Regions from separate parts of the Homo sapiens genome. Here regions 2 and 3 are each linked to region 1. A link is a contact called in ENCODE Hi-C data. All regions are on one chromosome and are shown on one strand. The core of a region is the stretch at or near the end of the contact, and the rest is flanking DNA. Distances in the headings are between cores, read along the strand shown.

Evidence for each region. A loop is a pair of places that touch in the nucleus more often than their neighbours do. Pooled maps may share reads with other maps.
Region 2: a loop to region 1 is called in a pooled map, with 7 times the contacts of the local background. The contact joins two enhancer-like sites. A Hi-C loop is called at or near these places in 3 of 37 single-sample maps with no recorded cell type and 2 of 50 pooled maps.
Region 3: a loop to region 1 is called in a map with no recorded cell type, with 6 times the contacts of the local background. The contact joins two enhancer-like sites. A Hi-C loop is called at or near these places in 6 of 37 single-sample maps with no recorded cell type and 2 of 50 pooled maps.

The regions. Positions count from the first base shown.
Region 1 is chr7:120,834,975-120,839,825 of GRCh38, forward strand. It overlaps TSPAN12 (tetraspanin 12), which reads right to left. Exons shown (of 8, transcript NM_012338.4): 4 at 3,803-3,938. Among named protein-coding and RNA genes, the nearest start is that of TSPAN12, 21 kb to the right of the region's middle. Within about 2 kb of position 3,562, at least 2 of the 41 ENCODE cell types and tissues checked have a DNase peak (open chromatin) inside an H3K27ac peak, as active enhancers do.
Region 2 is chr7:121,527,606-121,532,456 of GRCh38, forward strand. No RefSeq gene overlaps it. Among named protein-coding and RNA genes, the nearest start is that of FAM3C, 130 kb to the left of the region's middle. Within about 2 kb of position 2,831, at least 10 of the 41 ENCODE cell types and tissues checked have a DNase peak (open chromatin) inside an H3K27ac peak, as active enhancers do.
Region 3 is chr7:121,370,698-121,375,548 of GRCh38, forward strand. FAM3C (FAM3 metabolism regulating signaling molecule C) reads right to left here. Exons shown (of 10, transcript NM_014888.3): 4 at 1,413-1,442; 5 at 603-726. Among named protein-coding and RNA genes, the nearest start is that of FAM3C, 23 kb to the right of the region's middle. RefSeq lists an enhancer at 2,231-2,280. Within about 2 kb of position 1,939, at least 5 of the 41 ENCODE cell types and tissues checked have a DNase peak (open chromatin) inside an H3K27ac peak, as active enhancers do.

The DNA.
Region 1 (4,851 bases), core at 2,312-4,811:
CTCACTCTCATCACTGCCTTCCAGGCAACATCTTTAATCTGATGTGCTGGTCATTCCTACTTTCACTATTCTAATTCACTGTCTGTTATTCAATGATTTAATAAACACTTATTAAAGCAATGAGCAAGGTGAATGGTTCATATTACTGAAGTTGTTTGTAGTCTGGTAGTCTGGGCTGATTATTAAAAAGAAAAGGAAGTTTATAATAAGAGAAATACACTAGGCTTCAAAAGTTGGGAAAAGTCTATTAGAGACATCAGTAAAGGCCCAGTGAGAATGGGCTTTGCAATCAGGAACGCCGAGGTCTGAATCCAAGCTCCCAGCCTTATTGCCGAATGACTTGTGGCATATTACTGACCTCTCTGAACCTCATTTAATAATTACCTATCTCAGATAATTGTCGTCAGGTTTAAAATGAAAATGTTTTATACATTACAGGACACATTTGTAAACACTTAGGAAAAAAATCAGCTATTATAGAGTAAAATGGCAAAATTGTTACAAATATTGGAACTAGACTGCCATGGCCTGAATATTAGATCCTCTCTTTACTAGCTGTGTAGACTTAGGCAACTCACTTAATCTCTCTATGCCTCATTTCCTCATCTATATTAAGTGAATAATAAGGGTAATTCAAAGTTTTAGTCCAATTTTATACTCAGCAGAGAGGATAAAATTGATTAACTCATGTACAAGAACTCTTCATTTAAAAAAAATTCAGGTAAAACTCTACAGTGTCTGGCACTGTAAGTACTCAAGAAATGTTAACTACTTCAATTATCATCAGTGTCATAATTATCATTTGAAGAGGTAGCATTTCAGATAAGTCTTCATGGGCTAGTAATATTTAAATGAAAGTACTGAGAAGAAATTTCTGGCTAAGAAGACAGCAAGAATAAATGTAGAGAAGAACGGAGCAAGAAAGTTTGTTCAGGGGTCAGAAAATACAGAACCAGAGAATAATGAAGTAGATAAAAAAGCAAAAAATGGCAGATCAAGTCTCCATTGTAGAAGGGCTTGGTGTACATTTGAGGTGTTGGTACATACTTCATTACCCAATAGGGAGTCTCTGCACCTGTCTGAGCAGGAAGTTAGGAAAGCCTGAACTTGGGCATCCCAGAGGAGGACAGAAAAGAGAGGACAACTTCCCATGACTGTAGAATCTGAACTGAGAGGAATAGGCAGCTATTTAGAGGAGTGGGATGTGGGGAGGAAGCCAGAGAGGAGAGCCTGAGAAACAGACCAGATGCAAATTGGTTGTGAGTGATAGATACATGGTAGTTGAGACCACAGATCATTCTTTAGCAAGAAGGAAGCTGTGTTAGGTCTAGACAGAGTAAGGACTAGAAGCCTGCCATGAGAGGAGAGGCACCCCAAAGGGAATGGAGAACGAACAGCCAAAGGCAATCAACAGGAAGGAGGAACCAAGATGTAGATGTCACCTAGGGACACATGGAACAGCAATGCATAAAAAGATGCTTTGTAAAAAAGAGTACATCCAAAAAGCAAAGTAGAGATGGAAAAAAGCAAAATCAATCTATGCTCATCATCTTCCCAGAGGGTGGCACTGAACCCTTCGGGCTGAGCTCAGAGTTCTTCCTCTCTGGCCTCAATAGCACCCAGTGCAAACCCTATTAGAGGTCTTATCTCATAAAGACAGGTCTGATAGCAAAAATTGGTGGTATACATGATCAGTAAGTATTTGGAGAATGAATGAATGAGTAAATTAGTGGCCTTTAGAACCTCAGTCATCCCTGCCACTTTTGCATTATAATGCTCTTGCCAGTATTACAAACTAGACTCTCATTCACAAGTTTAAGATTTGCTCTACTTCAAGTAGCAGGCCACATTACTTTGTTGTTTGTCAATTTGCATTACTAGCATCTAAGCAGCCTAAGGGAATGCATAAAGAGTTTTCAAAATGTGTTTCCAAAGCCTTTGTGGTTCCATGAAATACCTGACCCTACTTGCCCTGCCTCCCTCCAGCATCCCACTGCATAGGGACTGTGCAGAGTAAAAGTTGGGAGGAGGGAGGAAATGGCAGTCAGACCTTAATTGGTTATGCAAGAGAGACATCATTGTAAGACTGCGTTTTAAAAAAGAATTCTGAGACTCTTTATTTAAAACTTGAAATATGTTATACTCTACTCAAATTATAGAAGGTTCATGTAAAGTAAGTCCTTTTGTTTATGTTTAAATTATTGCCCAAATATCTAAAATTGCAAAATAAGATCCCAAATTTCCACCATTCTCCCTTTCACTATATACCTATATGAAGAGAAATAAAGCAGTAGGCATGTTTCCCCATCTCTGAGTGTGGTTTATTTTATTCATTTATTTATTTTTTTTTTTTTTGAGATGGAGTCTTGCTCTGTCGCCCAGGCTGGAGTGCAGTGACGTGATCTCGGCTCACTGCAACCTCCGCCTCCCGGGTTCACACCATTCTCCTGCCTCAGCCTCCCGAGTAGCTGGGACTACAGGTGCCCGCCAACATGCCCGGCTAATTTTTTTGTATTTTTAGTAGAGACAGGGTTTCACCGTGTTAGCCAGGATGGTCTTGATTTCTTGACCTCGTGATCTGCCTGCCTCGGCCTCCCAAAGTGCTGGGATTACAGGCGTGAGCCACCTTGCCCGGCCTGAGTGTGCTTTATTTTCTATAGCATTTTGTGTTTTTCAATATTCGACCTGAACAGTTACCCTCCAAGAAGCTAAGTAATACATTAACACAGGTTATACTGTGAAATTCAAAGCTTTAGTTCAACTTCACACTAAGATTCTGTTTTAATTGACTTGGCATGGGAGCCAGTCAAGCACGAGTGTGTGGGAGCTGGCTCCTTGAGCCAATTTGTACTCATCTGTCCCCAGTTCCACATTCAGTGATTTCATGTTGGTAACTTAAAATTGACCATGCTGGGAGAATTTACCCCACGGAAATCCCCAAATGCTACAAATCTGAGCTTTTTTTCTGCCCAGTGATCCAGCTTACCAGCACACCACTCAAATTGTTTAAGTTCTTTATATGAAATTAATACACAGCCAGGGCTGAGACCTACTATAAAAAAAGCGTATACTCAATGAATTAATTTTTCAGCCTTATATGTCTGCAACTATATGTTAGTAATCTCATTACCTGGTGCCACTAGTATATATTTTGCACATTAAGTGCTCTTCTAAAAATATCTATATAAACAGTATTTTAATCAACTCAATTTTTTAATGTTAAAAATGTTTGCCTACTTTTGAATTAAAAGACTAGTCACAGAATTTGAATGGTGAAACTAATTTAAAAAGTACCTAGTGCAACTCTCAGAGTTAAAAAAACAACAACCAAGATTATAGAAACTGAGACTCGCTTATGTTCTCTAAACTATATAAAGGCAGTGACAGGACCATTACATACGTCTGCTACCTCACAACCTGAATTTCCATAGGAGCTTACAGGGTGGATTTGTTTAAAAATAGAAGAGAAAGAAACAGTTCCTTTATGGCTTCTCAGTTCCAGTCCCAAGGGGCCTTTTTGAGTGCTAATAACTACAAGGACACTAGAAAGAACTCATACTTTCAAATGAAAATGTCAACACGTAGCTGGAGTGAAATAATTAAATTGCTTATATATATTTCCATACCTCATCCGGTACAGCAAATATGTGTATTCAAATAATCTCTTGTGAAACGAAAGCGTCCCTTCTTACAGGATGTTGTTACTGCTATCACTGCTCCCTAATCTTGTGAACTGATTAAAAAATAATATATTACTGGTTAATCTTTTTAACTATAATAAAGAGAAAATATAACATCATACCCATGCAAGAAGCAACAGATTTCTTTTCACCGTTCCACAATATCCTAACATCCCCACAATGATAAGGAAACAGCAAACAGCAATCATGACCGGATGAACCACAGGAAAGTAAGTCAAAATGACTGCTTCCTCTACCCTGAAAGAAGAAAAATAATGTATTAGAAAGAAAATATAATCAAAATGCACCCAAGACATAGCAGAAGACACAACTGTGATTTGTGTTAATAATTCTTTCAATCATGATGCCTCAAAACTAGTGACTGCATTGTTATTTTCAAAATCACTGTGCTATTGTTTTTATGTTTATTTGCTCGGTTGCTTTATTTTTGGTTTTGCAGTGTTTGTTTTTTTTAATACAAGTGGTAGCTTTCCTACCCCAACTCATTTAACATATAATATACAGGACCTTGATAAAAGGTCCATCTATTATTATCTCCGAAGCCTTAGCCTAAGTAAATCACATGGGAGCCTTTGCTATTTCCCAGCTGGGAGGAATCTCCTTCCTCTTCTCTAATTTTTGATCCCATGTGCACTACGTTTCTTCTCCCTGACAATTGATCCTCCCCCAAAATGTAAAAGACTGCTATGCAAAGGAAAATCAATCTACATTTAAAGAAAGGAATAGGTAGAAATGATTTTTGCTAGAACACGATGAAAAATTCATTAACCGAAACCAGTATTAATGATAAAAATTAACCATTATTAAGCTAACTTTCCCTGTGTTAAGGACTTGAAAAAAATGGTTTTCATTTAATCCTTACCACAATTCAGATGTCATATAATACAATCTCCATTCAGAGATGATGGAGTAAAAAGTAATTTGTCCCCTGTGATGTTAGTAGATTAACCCTTGAAATTTGAGAAAAAAAAATCATTGTGGTGTATGGTTTTCATTAACCCAAGAATATGAAGGTAAGAGGAAGCTGACGGTAATTTTCTTAGGGAAAAGTAACTATGCTGGTTCTTTACACGCACCTATGACATGGCTGATGCACAATCAGGAGGACAGGCAACTGCTATTACCATACCCAGAAATGTCTGTATAAACA
Region 2 (4,851 bases), core at 1,581-4,080, 690 kb after region 1:
CAAAATCACTGACAAACATTTGAGATGGAGAAATATAAATACCTCTCAAAATGTCACCAGTTAGACAAAGTATAAAATAATAAAACACATGTGTATTTATATTTTCATATAAAATATAGATGTTACTGATTAAAACATATTTATTGACCCTTTTCTCAGCTGCTGCTAAGGTTCTTGATCCTTACAGAGAACTTGGCATTGTGTAGAGGAGGGGATCTCACTTCATGCCTGATGGCCACAGGCTCCTCATTCACCTGCAATAAGACCAACTCCAATCTCACTCCTGGGCTCATTCTTTCTGATTATGAGGTGATCGTCACAGAAAATAAAATGGACACCCTCAATAAACAACTGGTATAGGCATTGGAACTTTCTGGCGAGACTTGTTTGCAAGCCTTCCCAATTCCTACTTTCTACCTCTGCATGGCTGAGGTAATAATTAGTTTTATTTAATTGTTTTTTGCACTTATTGTTCCCCTTTACTCCAACTTTCTCAGTTTTTGTTTTATCCTTTAGTGTTTGCATGTATGTCATATAAAGCATCTCAAATTATTTGAAGAATACAGCAGAAAGTGAAGGATGTAAGAAAGAGAGGAGGAGGATGGAGCAATTGAAAGAGGACAAAAGGAGGAATGTGTGGGGAGAAGAGAAGAAAGGAGGAAGAATAGCAATTGTCTGTACTAGAGATTTATTTTGTGCCATTTTTTGTTCTATGAACTTCCACTTACTTGTCACTAATTTTCCTCCTCTAGATGTGTAAATCTTATGTCAACCATTTAAACACACCCAGAAATATACTGATTTCCTTTCTTGAGAGATATTTCTTTCAGAGGCTTTTTAATAGCAGACGTCCTGGGAATTCTCTTTATCTCTTGGAAGGGATCAGCCATTTTCTGTGTCCTATGTCTTCCTCTTTCTTGGCGTACTCCCTCAATTTGGTAGAAAACATCCTCCAAAATATCTCTGAGAAAGGGCCAATGGGTAGAAAAAGTTTTGAAACTGCATATGTGGAAATGTCTTTATTCTATTCTCATGTGTAATTGGTAATTTGGCAGAGTACTAAATTGTAGGGTAGAAATACATTCCAGGTGAAAATGTGAAGATAATTCTCCACTCTTGTCACAGGACAGAAGCACTACTCCAGATATTGCTGTAGAGTGTGGTTTGTTTGATAGAAAAAGATGCAAAGATGGTAACCAGAATCTCATGTGTCTCAGGATCCCCATGAGAGTCTCCTTTCCAGCTGAAGCTTCCTTAAGCATTTTCCAAGAAAGGGAGTATTGCCAACATATCCCTAAAGAGACCCACCAAATTTATATCACCCAGCAGGTGCCAGTATAATAATACACATGAAGCCATATTTCCTAATTAGTCATATCAAAATGATTCAGTTCCAAGCAAGCATCGCAAACTTTTACTATTTGATGCTCTTTTTATTGCACAGTTGCACACCTGCACAGAAGCATCATTTTATTTTCTTAGATCCTAAAGGAAACCAGCCCTCTTTACTGCTAGTGAACTCACTGGGCCTTCTTACTCCCTCTACACTGCTGGCTAGTCACTAAAAATCCTGTCCCTCTTATTCCATGTTGCACAACAATGCTGCATTTTTTCAGCCTTGCTTATAGTTATGATTGCTCTGGTATTAATGCAGTTTTAGTAAAAGTGACGTGTTTTCTTCTTGATCAAAGGCTTTAAGAAAATAATACGTTTCCTACATACTTCCCCCCACCATTTTTCCAGCTGAATGTGGTGATAATGACATTCTAGAGAACAGAAACCCCCAATATAAGAAAGTTCCTTAGTCCCTGATGTACTAAATAAAAACTGCCCATTAACTAGAAACTTTGGATTTTTACCTGAACAAGAAATAAACTAATATGTTTGAGCTATTTTATAGTTTGATTCTATTTTACACAACACCTAATGCCATCCTAATACAGAATGCATTATGATTATTGATGCTTTGTCAGAAATCTTCCTTCCTTCCTTCCTTCCTTTCTTTTTTCCTTCCATCCTTCCTCCCTCCCTCTCTTCTTCTCCCTTTCTCTCTTCTCCTTCCTTCATTCCTTTCTTTCTTTTTCCTCTCTCTCAGTTTCTTTCTTCCTACCCCTGTTTCTCCTAGACTTTTTAGAATCCTCTCGTGGTCACCAGTATTCTGATATTTCAGCATGGTGTATCTTGTTAGGTTTCAATCTTTATGCAGAGAATTCAGTGGATTTTTTTCAATCTGAAATTTTAAAAACTTCATTTCTAGAAAACTATATTTAATTCCTAATTTATCTCCTTCATTTTTCTTTCTTGTAGAAATCCCAGTCAACTTCCTGAACTGGTTCTCTAATTTTCTTACGTGTTTTTCTTTTAATGTTTTTTTCCTCCACCTCCTAAGATTTTCTTCACTTATGAGATCCTAATGATCCCATAATCCTTTTTACTCAAATTCGTTCCAGTGGCTTCTATGTTTTGGCAATCACGAGAGCATAATTAAGAGAGTCATTCTTAAAGGACAGCTGTAGCATTGCAGATATATGCCTGGGAATACTTGTTTTTTGTTTTGTTGTTTGTTTGCTTTTTTGTCCTGTTTCACGTGGAAAAAGCAATGCTCTCTCTGGGAATAGACCTTCCTTTTCTCTGCCTTTCCATTGGCAAGTCATTGGCTGTTGCTTTATTGCCAGTGACTTCAGCATGATCTGTATCAGTCAGGGTAAGCTAGATTACACTACAGTAATAAACAAACTAAAAACTTTCAGGGCTTAAAACAATACAGCTTTATTTCTCACTCCTGATGCATGTCCACGACAGTTCGGTAATGAAACTTTGCTTCTTGTGGTCAGTCAAGGAACTCAGCTGCAAGAGTGGCCACTATCTTACTTGTTTCTGGTTAATGTGACAAAGGAACAAAAAATTTTTTGCGGTCTGGCATTGGTACTTAAGTGCACAGGCCCAGGGGAGCCACACCACACACTGTTCACAACTCTCTGGCTCAAATGAATCACACAGCCCCATTCAAACACAAGGGAGCAAAGACGTGTCAATCTACTCAGCACCCAGGAGGGCAAAACAGGAAACAGTAAACAGTCTAATGACTACAATGACTCATGCAAGAAAAAAGTTAAGTCAAAGTAAGAGTTCATATAATGTATATGTATGTCAATAACCCAAAGTACAGCTGTTTATTCAATAAAAAAACTAGACTAGTTATGAACATCTCCCAGTTGTCTTTGATTTTGTGTATTTATTTGCTTGTATCCAGAAGGCCATTGGTGGTTTTAGATTTTTTTTTATTTGTAGAAGAAGGAAACATTGACTATAATCATCAGCTGCCTTTCTAACACCTTCTAAGAAAAACCTTGGGGTATGTTTCAGCTAAGAGGTGGTAAGATTTCTTAATCATGATCCAAACTGTTTTTAACAAGTTTCAACAAAAACTATATATAGCCAAGAACCACCATCTGTTTCACATATTTTTGTGTCAGTGATAGATGAGGGAAAAAAGCTACTTGAAGTCACTGTCTTGAAGGTCTTTAGAATTGTCCCTTGAAGCCTGTGCTAACATTTTTTTTTTTTTTTTTGCTTTTCCACAATCTCCACAAACTGGCCAGCATTAACTATACGTAAATGGAATTCAATATAATATTTATTTTCAAGAAAAAGAAGGCCTCCTTGCTAAATGGGTCTAAGTATCAATCTTGAGGAGTTTTTTTTTTTTTTTTGCCGTTGTGACTCAGTCTTCATGCCTCCATGTGGAAGTATAAGCATAGAAGTTCCTCAATTTACAAACAGGTTACCTTTCAAAGTGTTTTATTGATGTTCTGGTTGTGTAGAAAACAAAAATGAATTTTCCCATATAAATTACGTTACAATTTGGTGGTTAGATTTCCAGATTTTTATCACAGGAAAGCTTTTCTTCCTTTCCCTTCTATTATCCATCTTCTTCTAAATCCTGCTTTATCTTCTTTGCTAGCTTTGACTGCGTGAAATGGGATTTTAAAGCATCAGATAAAATAAGGTCAAGTGGGGGACAAGTGAGAGGCAGCTGTTTTTACATGGCAGCAGGATTAAGCAGGAAGACAGGCATGTAGCGGCAAGGGAAGAAAGGTGGGGTTGTAGAACTGTCCCTACGACATGTCTTTTCAGCACAGCTTTGCACATAAGAGACTTCAAGTCTGACTCATATAAATTAAAGATTTTTTTTACTGTGTCGTGGAACTTGGCACATAACATTCATTGTCATCATCTGTGTCTGCACTATCCTATCCCCTTGTCTAGATTCTAATCCCATTATCACATTTCAACCTATCTTATGCATAACAGCAGGAGATATCCCATGTGCTAGGTATAGAACTACATGGACAGAACTAAATGTTACTGTGATTCACAGCAACGAGATTTTTTTAAATTTAAACTGGATTTCATTTTGGGTTAGTTAATACGTTAAGATGGTTCAACATTCGAAAGGAAGAAAAGGTATAACAAAAATCTCCCTTCCATATTGTTACTCTGGCAACAAATTCCCTGCTCTAGAATTAACTAATACTGAACTCCTTTTGTTTATCCTTACAGAGATATGTTATGCATATACAAATAAATACATATCTATCTGCCTATCTCTATCCCTTATTTTTCAATTATATAGTTTTCTTTGCATTGTTCTTTCACTTACGATTGTATCTTGGAGATCATTACATGTTACACAATGAATTTCTTGATTTTTTATGACTAACACTCTATTTGTTGGATATACCTACTTTATTTAACCAGCACTCTATTACTGAGCAGTTATTTATTTTTGATATTTTGTTATTACTAAAAATAATACATGTAATAAATTTTCATAAACATCATTTAGAA
Region 3 (4,851 bases), core at 689-3,188, 530 kb after region 1:
TGCAATGGAACTGAGGTTATCACTGGATCATTTCACACTTCAACAAGTAGCACTCAAATATTTTAAATGAAAGACGTTGGATTTCATTTAAAATAAAGAGAACACATTCATTGTCCAGGGCAATGTTGCAAATAGGATTTCTGCCACGATGAAAATGCTCTCTCTGCTGTTCCATTTGGTGACCATGAACCACATGTGGCCACTGAACACCTGAACTGCGGTGACAGATACCAAGGAACTGAACTTTTTAGTTAATTTAAGTGAATTAACTTTCTTCCTAATATTTAAGGATCAAAATTAAATAGCCACATGTGTTCTGTTGCTAGCAAATGGGACAGTGCAGATCTAGAGAATTTACTCAGAGGAAATCTCTTATCTCTATAAAGCCGAATAAGTGTTACGTTCTTAGTCACTCTCTAATATAAAATTTAAGAACTTTAAGGTCCCTTGAATTCATGAGAAAAAAACTACATAACAAAAATGGAAATCACTTTCCATTAATAAAGTATACCGAACACATTTTCAAAATATCCATTAAACTCAGGTTCAATTGGCTGCAATTTAATAGCACACCTTATCGTCTCAAGTCAACAAAGACTTACACATTATCTTCCAGGCAGATTTTGGGTCCCACCACGTTGGCTGCTCCACTTGCCATTTTAAAAGCAAAATGCTTCTCAGGGCAAGCTTTTGAGATCCCACACTTATATCTGGGAGGCTTTGTAGCTTTGGGGGAGAAAACATGATGTCTTTTTTTAGAAAACAAGTTAACAGACTTTACCTCACTTTACTTCAAATCTCAAACCACAAAGAGCATTAAGAAAAACATCAAGATACACGTATCTTAAAATACAAGCTAATTTGTTCCCCTGAGGGTTTCAAAGAACCTCAAAAAATTTTTTTAAAAAAAAACAGCAACAAAGAAACCCACAACAGACACCAGATCTTCCTAGGAAACAAACTAATAATGGATGCAAATGAGTCAAGTAATATGATCTGCATTAGGGCAAATATATTTTATCTAACTATGAGTTTATTTTTAAATTTTAGGATGTGGGGGGTTCTGAATGTTACTTTGCACTTCTAGTCCATATATGCACAAAAAATCGTCACCTCCAGGATAATTAAAAAAGGCCTAATGTTCCATTGACTACCTTGCCCATGTACACTCTTAACTCCTTCTCACACCAATTTCTGTACTTATAATAACGGAGCTAAAAAACACAAAATATCCATCATGAATAATTGCCAAAAATATTTGGGCTGTCCAATCAAATAGCATCCTCATAACTTTAAAAAGCAATTTCTAAAGCAGTTTTTCCTCATACTGAACTACTGACACTTTGAATATAAGCTCTCATATGCCTAAGGCAGAATAAATCATACATAAAATATTGAGATGAAATACTTACAACGTGCAGCTGTGTCCAATGCTGATCTTGCTGAAAAAAAAAAATTACTTTTGTTAGAAGGAATGAGTCTATTGGCAAGTATCCACTTTTAAAATATATTTAGGTCCACAAAAATAAGTGTTCAAATAATGATTCAGTATACAATAAAACATGAATATCACTTAAGAAAAAGTGAGAAAGTAACTTCACACTGTACATTCATTATAAACTATTAAATAATTATGGAGGATAGTATTTTACTACTGATAAAACATTTTATTTTTCCCTTACCATTTTGTTTTGAATTTTAGTTACTATATATTTAAATTTCAATCAGGAAGTTACTCTACAAACTTACCTTTCAATGTTTATAAATATAAATTTGGTGAATATGATGGTGTTTAAAAGTTGTTGCTGCTGTATGGTGTTGTACAGATACGCAAAGAAAGCCCCAGAGAATATACATGAATCTATCTTAGTGGTGAGGTTAGGAGATTGCGAGGGCCAGGGAGGGGGATGAGGAAGATCATTACTAAAAGATTTACAATTTATCAGTTCAAGGAATCCATGAGGTCAAATCTTAATTTGAATGTAGTAGTTCTCAACCTGACCATCTATCATAATTATAGTAGGGCTTTTTAAAAGCACTAACATCTGATCCCAGCCCAGGAGATTATAACTCAGATCATCAGAGTATTGTGGACAGCCATTTCCTGATTTGACTAATAAGTATGCAGTGTGATAAATGTTAACCAGCTGTCTTGCTATAAATAGTCACACAGTTTTTAGTTCTGTACTATTTTAGATAATTGTGAACTTCCTGTAGGTCCAATACTCCAACTAGTAAGCTGAAAGTTAAAAGATTGTATTGAAATGTTTAAAAAGAGGAAAATGACCAAGTAAATAAAAGCTCATTAACTCAATAGAACACTCAGTAGAATATTATGCACCATTAAAGCCATAAAGGTAATATAATAACATTGAAAAAGCTTAATGCCCAGAACAAAGCAGAAAAGAAACCTTATCTACACTTTACTGGGATATAATTTTGGGAAAATCAGTTTTTTAAGTATTTTAAGTACTTAAAGTCAGGATTTTAACTACTTAAAATCAGGATTTTAAGTAAATAACATCACCTCCATTTAATTTGTGTAACAGTAAGGGGAGTAGATACTTTAAGGTGAAGAAACTCCTGTGAAAGACTTTTCTTTCCAGAAGAAAGCTCATTTTTATCCAATACACATCAAAATCAAAAGCCCTGTACTAAGTCTGCAATTCTGAAAACATTAGCACCTGGTGGCCAAACAGGTACATTAGTTTTCATAAACAGCTGTCCAAGTATAGAATACAGGTACAACATACAAACACCAAAATCCCTCCTCTCCTACAACTATTTTCCCCTCAAACTACACTGATAGCTTCAATGCTTAATTTCTTTCTGCATATACACTTCATTTCATGGAACAATAATAAACATTTGTTATTGCATTTCATCAATGAATGTCCTTCAGTAAGTCGGGCTAATGAATCAGAACTATTTTGCACTTTAGTTGTTAATAATGTCTCAAGTAATTTATGTATATACTATATACCAATGGTTTAAATCTGAAAAGGTAAAAATAAATAAATTCAATAGAACATTAAGTATTTATGGCCGGGTGCAGTGGCTCACGCCTGTAATCCCAGCACTTTGAGAGGCTGAGGCGGGTGGATCATGAGGTCAGGAGATCGAGACCATCCTGGCTAACACGGTGAAACCCCATCTCTACTACAAATACAAAAAAAAAAAATTAGCCGGGCGTGGTGGTGGGCAGGGAGAATGGCGTGAACCCGCGAGGTGGAGCTTGTGGTGAGCCGAGATTGTGCCACTGCTCTCCAGCCTGGGCGACAGAGCAAGACTCCGTCTCAAAAAAAAAAAAGAAAAAAAAAAAGAACATTAAGTACTTATTGCAGCAATATAGACAAAAATAATTTGGACTGTGTTCAGTTCACTTACTAGCTAAGTATTCAAACTGAAAACAACACTACATTACACCACAATGCTGAATAAGATTGGTGAATTGTATCCATGTTGATGTCCTGATTGTGATAGTGTATTATAGTTTTGCAAGATATTACCAATGGGAGAAACTGAGTAAACAGTATGCACCATCTCTCTGTATATTCAAATGGATTTGTAAAAAACAATACAATTATCTCAAAATAAAGTTTTATAAAAAATTGTTTTTAAAAATTCATAATCGACATTGGTAATTTCAACTACTAATTGTAGGCAAAATTTTCATTCTTCCTTTCTAGAAATGTGTTTTATTTTTCTAAAATAATACCATATAATAAATATAAAGCTACATAATTTATAGAAATTGTCAAGTAAGTTTAAAAAATGGAAAACGAATCACCAAAAGAACTATTTAATCTTATGGGTCCTTAAGATAGTGATTATAGCAAGAATCCTCCTACTGGATTAAATATGTTAACCTTTCATATACTAAGATGTTAAACAAATGACGAAGATAACCATATATCCATCTTCGTTAAGATAGTCTGAAATGAGAATTAAAATAAAACCACACAATTAAATTTTGGCCAATTCAACAGATTGGCAACCAGTAAGGTTACAAAGTACTACACTTCAGTTTTGACATCAAAATAACCATCTGCCCTCATAATGTCTAAATCAAATAGCTAAAATGCACACAAAAACACTTTGCAGGTTCTTAACATCAGGAAAAATCAAGAAATAAAAAGTAGGAGAATAAAGTAACTCAACGTTTGTTCATAGCTGACTACCAGTGATATTCCAACTAATACAGCTTTATGTGAATCCCACTTTGGAAATACTCTTCCTTTCCATGTAGAAATCCTAATTCTCTGTTACCTACATTTGTTTTCACTCAATCAGCATTTACTGATTGCAGCACCCAGTGCTAGATGCTGGGTGAAGCACCAAAATAGCGCCTTTAAGACTCACTCTTGGGTGAAGGGGGACAGACACAGGAAAAAGAGGAAAAAAAGAAAAAAAATTATATAATGCAAGGCAGATTAAAATCAGTGCCAAATTGAAATATAAGTACTATGCAATCAGAACAAATGTTCAGAAAAAGGAGCAATACATTCTTAAAGAGGGAGGTTCAAACACAATTTCTTCCAAAGAAGGGGAATTTATGCAAAGTTCTAAAAAATGAGAAAGATGTGCAGGGTGAGGAACCAGGACGAGCAAAGGTCAGGGTTGAAAGGACAGGAGGGGATTTGAAGCTGCAGACTGTGTGCAGACTGGCACAAGAGTGTGACCCATGCAGGAAGGAGGGGTGAAGACCAGCTGAGAAAGGCAGGCTGGGGGATTTGGGTGCCACCCTAAGTAAGGAGTTTGGACTTTATCCTCTAGTAACTGGAAATACTAAAGATTGTTGAGTTTTAAGAAAATGGCTCTGAAAGTGGTGAGATAGGCAGATATCAGAGA